Regions from separate parts of the Homo sapiens genome. Here region 1 is linked to region 2. Evidence: chromatin contacts called from ENCODE Hi-C data. All regions are on one chromosome and are shown on one strand. The core of a region is the stretch at or near the end of the contact, and the rest is flanking DNA. Distances in the headings are between cores, read along the strand shown. Region 1 holds the start of GIMAP2 (GTPase, IMAP family member 2). Region 2 holds the start of ZNF775 (zinc finger protein 775).

What was found. A loop is a pair of places that touch in the nucleus more often than their neighbours do. Pooled maps may share reads with other maps.
Region 1: a loop to region 2 is called in a pooled map, with 3 times the contacts of the local background. The contact joins the promoter of GIMAP2 here to the promoter of ZNF775 in region 2. A Hi-C loop is called at or near these places in 1 of 37 single-sample maps with no recorded cell type and 4 of 50 pooled maps.

What each region holds. Positions count from the first base shown.
Region 1 is chr7:150,684,035-150,688,690 of GRCh38, forward strand. GIMAP2 (GTPase, IMAP family member 2) reads left to right here and starts at 1,672. Exons shown (of 3, transcript NM_015660.3): 1 at 1,672-1,751; 2 at 3,018-3,053. The coding sequence starts at 3,026. It overlaps LOC124901774 (a long non-coding RNA gene), which reads right to left and starts at 3,679. Exons shown (of 4, transcript XR_007060589.1): 1 at 3,563-3,679; 2 at 2,088-2,142. RefSeq lists an enhancer at 1,547-1,746.
Region 2 is chr7:150,377,465-150,381,686 of GRCh38, forward strand. ZNF775 (zinc finger protein 775) reads left to right here and starts at 1,866. Exons shown (of 3, transcript NM_173680.4): 1 at 1,866-1,928. It overlaps ZNF775-AS1 (ZNF775 antisense RNA 1), which reads right to left. Exons shown (of 2, transcript NR_183445.1): 2 at 2,381-2,724. RefSeq lists enhancers at 855-1,014, 3,025-3,084 and a silencer at 1,425-2,234.

The DNA of each region.
Region 1 (4,656 bases), core at 422-2,921, 310 kb after region 2:
TGTGCTTGGAAGTCTCTACAGATGATCTAAAAGATGAAGCAGGAGAAGCAATATTTGCATCTCCAAACCTAGAGGAACAGTGCAAAAACAGAAGGACCTATCTCCAGTTGCTGGGAGTGAGACCAGTTGTTAGCTCTCAGCTGTTGAGCCGTCAGACCTGTCCAGAAATTAGCTTATGCTGAAGAGAGATGCCCTATGTAAGTCAAGTGTCTTTTCCAGAGGAAGTTTGCATCCGATGGGGATTATAAAGTTCTGCTCACTCTCCTTCATTCTGAAAGTCCAACCAAACTTTAGAACTCCCTGTAGAGTCTATATTTGTTGTGACTACATCTCAGTCTCACTTCTCCCTGCCTAATCCTGGGTTCTTCCCTTCTCCCTCTAGCACATTTCCTGAGAAGATTCCCTAATAAACTTCCTTCATCCATTTTATCTTCATCTCAACAGTCTGTATTCCTAGGAACCCAAACCTTTGCACATGTACATGTACATATCACTTATGTTAGGAAACGCAGTGATGTAATTTGCAATATTAGTAGGTCAAAAGGAAAAAGACATGGAATTATATCAGTCAACGTCAAAATAAAATTTTCTAAATTTATACCACAGATAAAAGACTTTAATGAAATAGGACTAAGCAAAGTATAGCCACACTGATTTTAAAATAAACTAATTAATTTCCAATAACCAACATCAATATTAATGATAAGATATTAGGTGCCCTACAGGTAAATAAATAATAAAAGCACATTAACTCACTTTTGAAAAGGTAGCAAGCAATTGTAATTATACAAGAGAAAGCAACATAAGATATTTTTGGAAACAAGGAGGGAAAATTATCACTATTTGCAACTGAGTCTATGATAAACCTGGAAACTCCAAGACAATCAAAAGGAAATGTTTTAAATGCTAGGATGTGGAGAAATAAGAACACTTTTACACTGTTGGTGGGACCGTAAACTAGTTCAACCATTGTGGAAGTCAGTGTGGCGATTCCTCAGGCATCTTGAACTAGAAATACCATTTGACCCAGCCAACACTCCAGAGTATTACTATAGACATTTCCTAGACAATTTCTCCCCACAGGGAGGTTCTCTGAAATTACAGAGCTGGACAGGGAAGAAAGGCCCAGAATCCTAGAAGCCATGAATGAGTTATGTAAAAATGTTTTGATGGTTAATGATCCTTACAATCAGACTCAGACAAAAATGTCCCCTCTCAGGTTCCCCTTTCTGTGCCCTTCTTCCCCTGGGCAGTGCCTATCAGAGGCTCCTCTTCTCTCCCAGTGGCATCTGCTTTAGAACAATCCCTGCTGCTGGTGTCAATGAGGTTTAAGCCCTTCTCAGGGGGCCATTTGCATCTAGACAAACTTCTAACTGTTGGGACATATCCCAGCTGGGAAGGACTGAAATCCACCAACTTCCTTGGCATTCATGCCTTTCTTTCCAGTCCAGATGAAATCATTAAAACACTCTTTTTTCACTTTTGAGAAGAAGAGACAGTTGGCCCACATGACAGCAAATAACTACTGATTAACTTTCCATTTAAACTGTTTATTTTGCATAATGGCATGAAAGAGAATTTCAAACACAGGCACGTGGTGGCGTTCATTAGCAGTCAGGAAGCTCAGGAAGATTCAAGAGAGGAAGAAGACCGACTGGAGTCTCGGTTTTACTTTCTTTTTCTCTTGGAGCTGAGCTATAAGACAACAGGACTGAACAGGGAGCCAACTGTTTCTTTGAACAGTAAATCAGGTAAGCCCAGATTTACGAAAAGTTCTGCAGTGTTGATTTCTAGGTCCCAAGCCATGCACAAACATTTTCATTTTTCTTAGAACAAATTTGTCCTATTTTAAGAGAAGCAATTTAGAGTGACTGCCTTTTCCTTAAGTGGAGCCAGTTTACAGGAAACCGATGTAATTTACTTTACACATTACTGGCAAAGAAAGAATTTCCATAGTATAAAGTCAATAAAAAGTGCTAACTGGGAAGAATTTGGGCATTAATCGGTGGCTTTCAGTTTTCTGTGCTTGTACGCTTGGTCTATGCCTGCCAGATTTAAGCAAGAGAAACTAGCTGATGAAAACGTACCGATATTTCTCACTCCATAGTAGTTCCTACATTGCAAGGGCTTCATAACCAGGGGCTGTTGGGGAATGAGAAAAATTCAAGCCATTAATGGATCAAGTGAAGTGTATTTCCAGCTTAAAGGACTGCACGGTTTCCCAGAGTCATAATCTTCATTCACTGAGTCTCTCAGCAAAGACTCAACATGAGGGAGGAGGTTTGGAGAGAGTAGAGGAGGGAAGGAGGCAAGGTGGGAAAAGAAAGAGAGGGAAAGGGAGGACTGAGCCTAAGGTGTAAGGGAAGGCACACCTACAGAGAAAGCTGACAGAAGCGAAGAGTGTGCAGGCAAAACAAAAACAGAAGGGAGCCGGGCTGATCTGTGAGAGGACGGGAGGAAGAAAGCGAGAGAGAGCTGGGCATGAGGCTTACAAATGAAACCCACTTCTCAGCCCCTCAGCAAGTGATTCCAGTTCTCTGTAAAGTAGGAAGTCATTCCTTTCCCACCCACCTTGTCCCTTATGAGTAGACAAATGAAACATGGTTGTTTAGAAATATAAGGATCTTGGCCTAGTGTGATGGCTCACGCTTTTAATTCCAGAACTTTGGGAGGCCGAGGCTGGTGGATCATTTGAGGTCAGGAGTTTGAGACCAGCCTGGCCAACATGGTGAAACCCTGTCTCTACTAAAACTACAAAAATTAGATGGGCATGGTGGTGCACACCCATAATCCCAGCTACTCGGGAGGCTGAGGCAGGAGAATCACTTGAACCCAGGATGTGGAGGTTGCAGTGAGCCGAGATCGCACCACTGCACTCCAGCCTGGGTGACAGAGTGAAACTGTGTCTCAAAAAAAAAAAAAAAAAAAAGAAAGAAAGAAAAAGAAAAGAAAAGAAATATAAGAATTTTTCATGATTTAGAACTGAAAAATAAGTTTCTTGTCTCTCTGTTTCTCAGGAACACCAATGGACCAAAATGAACACAGTCACTGGGGTAAGAAGGTGACTTCACGTGTGTGTGTGTGTGTGTGTGTGTGTGTGTGTGTGTGTGTGTGTGTGTGTTTGGCTCTTCTGATGATGTTGGGGCAAAATAAACAAGGGTGAAGGATCTTATTCTAACTCCCACAGCTACCACCACCAGCAGCTGAAAATTGTGGGGTTTTGTTTTCTTTGTTTGTTTGTTTGTTTGTTTGTTTTGAGACAGTGTCTCTCTCTGTCACCCAGGCCGGAGTGCAGTGGCGCAATCTCGGCTCACTGCAACCTCCACCTCCCAGGTTCAAGTGATTCTCCTGCCTCAGCCTCCCAAGTAGCTGGGACTAAAGGCACACACCACCACGCCCAGCTAATTTTTTTTTGTATTTTTAGTAGAGACGGGGTTTCACCATATTGGTCAGGCTGGTCTCAAACTCCTGACCTTGTGATCCACCCGCCTCAGCCTCCCAAAGTGCTGGAATTACAGGCATGAACCACCAAGTCTGGCTCGAAAATTGTTAAAATACTCACCAGGATCCAAAATATGCATCCAGGCTTTTCCCTTATGCACAAATCTTTCAGATCTCTTTGAAATACTCCTTCTCCTACCATTCAGTCTTCTCTTCCTTCTCTCACATTTCCATAGGTTCTTTGTGTGTGTGTGTGTGTGTCTCTCTCTCTGTCTTTCTGTCTGTCTCTATCATTCCCTTCTCTTCCCTTGTCCTTTCTCTCTCTCTCCTCTTCTTGCACCTGTTTCTGCTATCTGTATGGTATGGGCGTCTCTCTCTCTGTATCTTGACCTCCCCTTTCCCACTCCCTCCTCCTCACTCTCTGCCCCTCGACAGCCCTGTCTTCAGTCTCTTACATCAAGAAGAGCCCAGATCTTCCTCCTTACCAAGTTGCCTTCACACTCAACCCTCACCTGTGAGAAATAGGAGGTCTCTGGCTTCATTGTGTATGGAACTTGTTTATTGATCAAGCTGAACTCTGAGATCCAAATGAGAAACAACTTTTTTTTTCCTCCCAGCCACTGACTCTTATTATGCAATCTTGATTTCCTTTTGTTTTGGTTGCGGGGTGGAGGGAATGGAGTCTGGCTCTGTGGCCCAGGCTGGAGTGCATTGGTGCAATCTCAGCTCACTGCAACCTCTGCCTCTCAGGTTCAAGTGATTCTCCTGCCTCAGCCTCCTGAGTAGCTGGGATTACAGGCATGTGTCATCATGCCTGGCTAATTTTTATATTTTTAGTAGAGACAGGGTTTCACCATGTTGGCCAGGCTGATCTCAAATTCCTGACCTCAAGTGATCTGCCCACCTCAGCCTCCCAAAGTGCTGGGATTACAGGCGTGAGCCACCACGCCCGGCCACAATCTTGATTTATTGATGCCATCTCAGGCAGTTGCCTTTCTGATTAATAGAGACTAGAAGAATAGTCTATTAAAGTCACTATGACACATGTATCAGGTGTTGTACTGTTCGGTGCCGTCTAACATCAAACTTACATTCAATTTGAGTTTCTCCTTCCTCTACCTCAGCCTCAGCCTGAACTCTGGTACCTTCCAAAAGTCCTCCTCTCCCTTCCAGCTCTGCCCCCTCAACCCTCATGCTAGTCCCTCCTTCCCCATC
Region 2 (4,222 bases), core at 616-3,115:
TAGCAGGTCATTCATTCACTTCCCTAATTGCTGGTTGCAGGGCTAGCTAGGTGCCTGGAATTTCCCTTGAAGGGACTCAAATGTTTCTTTATTTTCGTGCATTGAATGGGGGGCTGGTGGCAGACCCCTAAGAGAGGTTCCTGCTCTGTCTCAACACTTGTAGCCAGTGGCAAATCTGGAACTAGAATACTGGTCTCAGCAACAGGAATGTATTCCACAAGCCTTCGTAGAACCTCTTCTAGGTACTCTTCTAGAAAATAAGCTAGGTGTGGTGGTGCATGCCAGTAGTCTCAGGTGTAGTTCAGGTGGGAGGATCCCTTGAGGCCAGGAGTTTGAGGCTGAAGTGCGTTATGATTGTGCCTGTGAATAGCCACTGTACTTTAACCTGGGAAACATAGCAAGACCCCGTCTTTAAAAAAATAAACAGGAGAATGAGACTCCAAAGTGTTGATAGCTAGTGATGTGTGGCCTCTTTATAGGGTGTGTATGATTTTGTATTTTACAAATCCTTCTATAGATAATATAACCAAATTAACGGTAAAAACTCAGTAAGGTATGCAGGCAACTAGAAAATTATTAACCCTATTTTATAGACGAATAAGTCAAAGTCCAGAAACAGAAAAGTATCTTTTATAAAAAGTACACATGAAGTTAGTGACAAAATCGAATCTCAGTCCCCAGTTCCTGCTGTGCTACTGAGGCTAAACCGCAGCCGGGCCTGTGGCAAATGTTTAATCAGCTGTTGACTGAAGAAAATAAGGTCCGCCTGCCCAACAGCAACCGTTTGTAGAGTCTCAGAGGCCCAGCTTCTGTCTGTATCTACCTCATGCCCCAGAGGCAGCTTCTAGCAGCTCCGGAGAGCATCCTGCCAGTGGGAGTTGACCCAGCTGCGCCCCCTTTGAGGGAGAAGTGTGAGGAATTTCCTTACAATGGGGTGGGGAGTTGCGAAGATACTCCTTCCTGAAGGTCTGGCAGTCTGGACCGGGGTGGCAACTGGGCGGAGATGATTCCGCTCACGGGAACCCTACCTAGTAACCCGACCTAGTAACGTAACCTCAGAGCCGTTCCTCAGCTAGAAAACAAAGGGATTAGGCCGGGCGCGGGTTTGTAATCCCAGCACTTTGGGAGGCCGAGGCCGCAGGGTCACTTAAGCTCAAGAGTTCGAGACCAGCCTGGGCAACATGGCGAGACCCCCATCTCTACAAAATATTTAAAAAGTTAGCAGGTTGGGAGGTTCGGTTGAGCCACGGGTTCGAGGTTGCACTGAGCCATGATCGCGCCACTGGGGTCTGAGCGAGACCACCTCCCTGAAACAGAAAACGAAGGGGTCGGGTATAATGATTTCTAAGGTCCCTCGTAGTGAACCCTAAAAGTTATCACACCCCACGGTGGGGCTATCGCGGCTTGAGGGCAGCCACAGCCTCAGCCGGGGTTTCTGTCCGGGCCCTGATGGGTCCCCAGCAGGGAGAAACAGCGTCCGGCGCGCTGTGGCGCTCGGCGAACGTGCGCTGAGTTCAGGCGTTACAACGGGGTCGCACGCGGAGTCCAGGCCTGGCAGGGGTGCCAGGACGCCGCCGGCCATCTGGGGCCCGACCTCCCAAGGTCTCCTCCCCGCGGCCGGCGGCTAGCGCGCTCACGGCGCCCGGGCCTTGCGCGCCCGCCGGGGGCGAGGTCAGCCCTCCCCCCTCGGCTATTGGCTCCAGAGAACAAAGGAGCCGCCCCGCGGGCTGCTCCGATAGGGCCGGGCGGGTCATCTGAGCGGCGCAGCCAATGGAGTGGCTGGGCGGCCCCGGGGATGGCCAGGCCCGCCAGCCAATCAGGCACCCGTGCCCGCCCCGCCTGCCCCGGGAATGGCCAGGGCCGGGAGCCCGGTGCCCAAGTCGCCCTCGGGGTGGCAGTTCCCGTTAACCTTAGCCACAAAGTCAAAGGTATTTATTTCCCCGTCGCCTCCCTCCGAGTCCCTCTGCATTTTGGGCGGGGAGGGGCGGTGCGAGGGATGGACCAGCGCCCGGCCCCGCTCCTCCCGTGCTGCCTCCGCCCGGCCCGGGCTGGGGCGGAGGGATGGGGCGGGGGCCTGGGGTGCCCCGAGCCCCGCGCGCCCCCCGAGCCCCGGGTCTCAAGCGTTCCCTCTGCCCCGACACAGCCGAGGGGAAAGGGGCGCGGCCGAGGGTGGGGAGGGCGCCAGGCCAGGGCAGCGAGGTTAGGAGGGAGGCTAGTGAGAATGGAGGGAGGACGCGGTGGCGAGTAGAGGGGTCGCCCGCGGGCGGTCTCTCCTGGGCTGTCCCGTTGTTCCGAGTTCCCCGTCCCTGTTCGCCTCCCTGATAGATCAGTTTCTGGGGGCAGGAACCCCAATGCTCGCTGCAGAGTGACAGACACATAGTAGGTGACCAATAAATGTGTGATTAAACGAGCGGGGATAAGGATTGGGGGTGGAGATAAGTGAGAGGGAAGCACCGCAGAAGTTGGAAGTGTGTGGTGTCGGGTGTGGCGGAGAACTCCTCTCTAGGAAGATGGGCACAGCAGCCGCGAACTCGGTGGGGCGGGGTGCGGGCATCCCCTCTGTGAAGAACGTTGAGGATATCTACATGTGGAAGGTGTGGAGATGGGTCCTCCTTCGGCCCTTTGAGCAAGATGATCTGAGCTGGGGCTGGGTGTGGTCAGAGCCCCAGGGGTTGGAGGCGGACGACAGCCCAAGGCTTCACAGCTAACTGTTCCCATGTTCATCTGTAAAATGAAGAGATTAGATGGCAGTTGTCTCCTTTCAGCTTGAAGGTTCATGCTTCCGTGCTTCAAATCTGTTTTGTACTGAAATTTCTTTTATTTAAGTGTTCCCTTATGACAGTTTTTATTAATGGATTACTGTGTGTGGAGCCTGTACTGGGTGCAGGGGAGAGAGAAGGACCCTGTGTTAAGATGCATGTAGTCTTGTGCAGACTAACAAATTGATGACAATGATGATTCCATGTAGATGGTCCTAGGTGCACAGGTTAAACAGAGAAGGGATTCCTGGCTGTGCCTGGTGTGTCCAAAAAGGCTTCCTGGTCAAAGCGATCCCTAATCTGGGCTGGGAAGGGGAGAACTGAGCAAGGGCCTTCCAAGGTTGGTCACAGGGTGCGAGGACACGGTGAGTTCAAGAGCCACGAGAGGATGGGGCGTGTCGGGGTGCAATGGGGAAAGATGAGCAGAGTTGAGTTCTCAGTTCCCTCTTATCCGAGGTGTGCGTGCCAGCAAGTCCATTTGGTGGGGGTCTGGGTTTCTGAAAAACAACTCAAGGACATATGCTAAGATGTTACCTTTAGTTTCTTTAGGCAACCACACGTTTCGTGTGGTCTGACTTCCTTGCTATTATTTTAGCTACGATTACCTTCTTATCAGGTTGCACATTTACTTCTCAGGACCAGCTAGGTGCCTGGAATTTCCCTGGAAAGAACTCAAGATTTTCCTTTATTTTCATGATTGGAGGGCACAGCAGGTGCCTGAAGGGGTCCCTGCTCCATCTCACTTTGCTTTCCCAAGGTCCTTTGAATGCAGCAAGGGATGCAAACGTGTTTATTAATTAAAATGTGACACCTCTTCAGAGATTGTTAGCAGCTGGGTTTATCCTCGGCCTTCAGCTCAGATGCAGGCCCTGACAGGTTCCTGAATATTAGAATTGGGGCCGAGGAATGTAAGTGCAGCTCTCGCCTCTGAAGGGAGGTGGGTGAGGAGGAGGGGGCCAGGGGTGTGGCGCAGGGGAGGTGTGGGTGGGACAGTTCCAGCAAGCGTGTTTACCTCTGGCCGGTGAAGGAAGTCTTGGAAGGAGGTACCTCAGGATCATGGCTGGGGTTGAATTGGGGACCTCTGGGAGGTGGGCAGGCATAGTGGATAAGGCAAGTGACCTGCTTGCATGCAGATCAGGTCTCCTGGGAATGTCGAGGGGAGCAAACTGAAGCCATGAAACCAGGCTGGCTGTTCATACCCTGAGGTACAGTTCTTATAACCCTGAGTGGGGAGCGGGTGATGGCAACAGCAACGACCTAAATCGAATTTGTCTTGCACCTTGGGAATGTCTCTCAGAGTCCTCTCACACTGTTTGCGTCCCGCCATCCCCACCCCCCACCGCCCCCGCCCCACTTGATATAACAATTCTGTACCACGAGCAAGCGTTATTTCCATTTTCAGGTGGGGAAACTGAGGCCCAGAGAAGGAAAGTGGTTTGCCTGGGATCATGTGGCTAACCAGA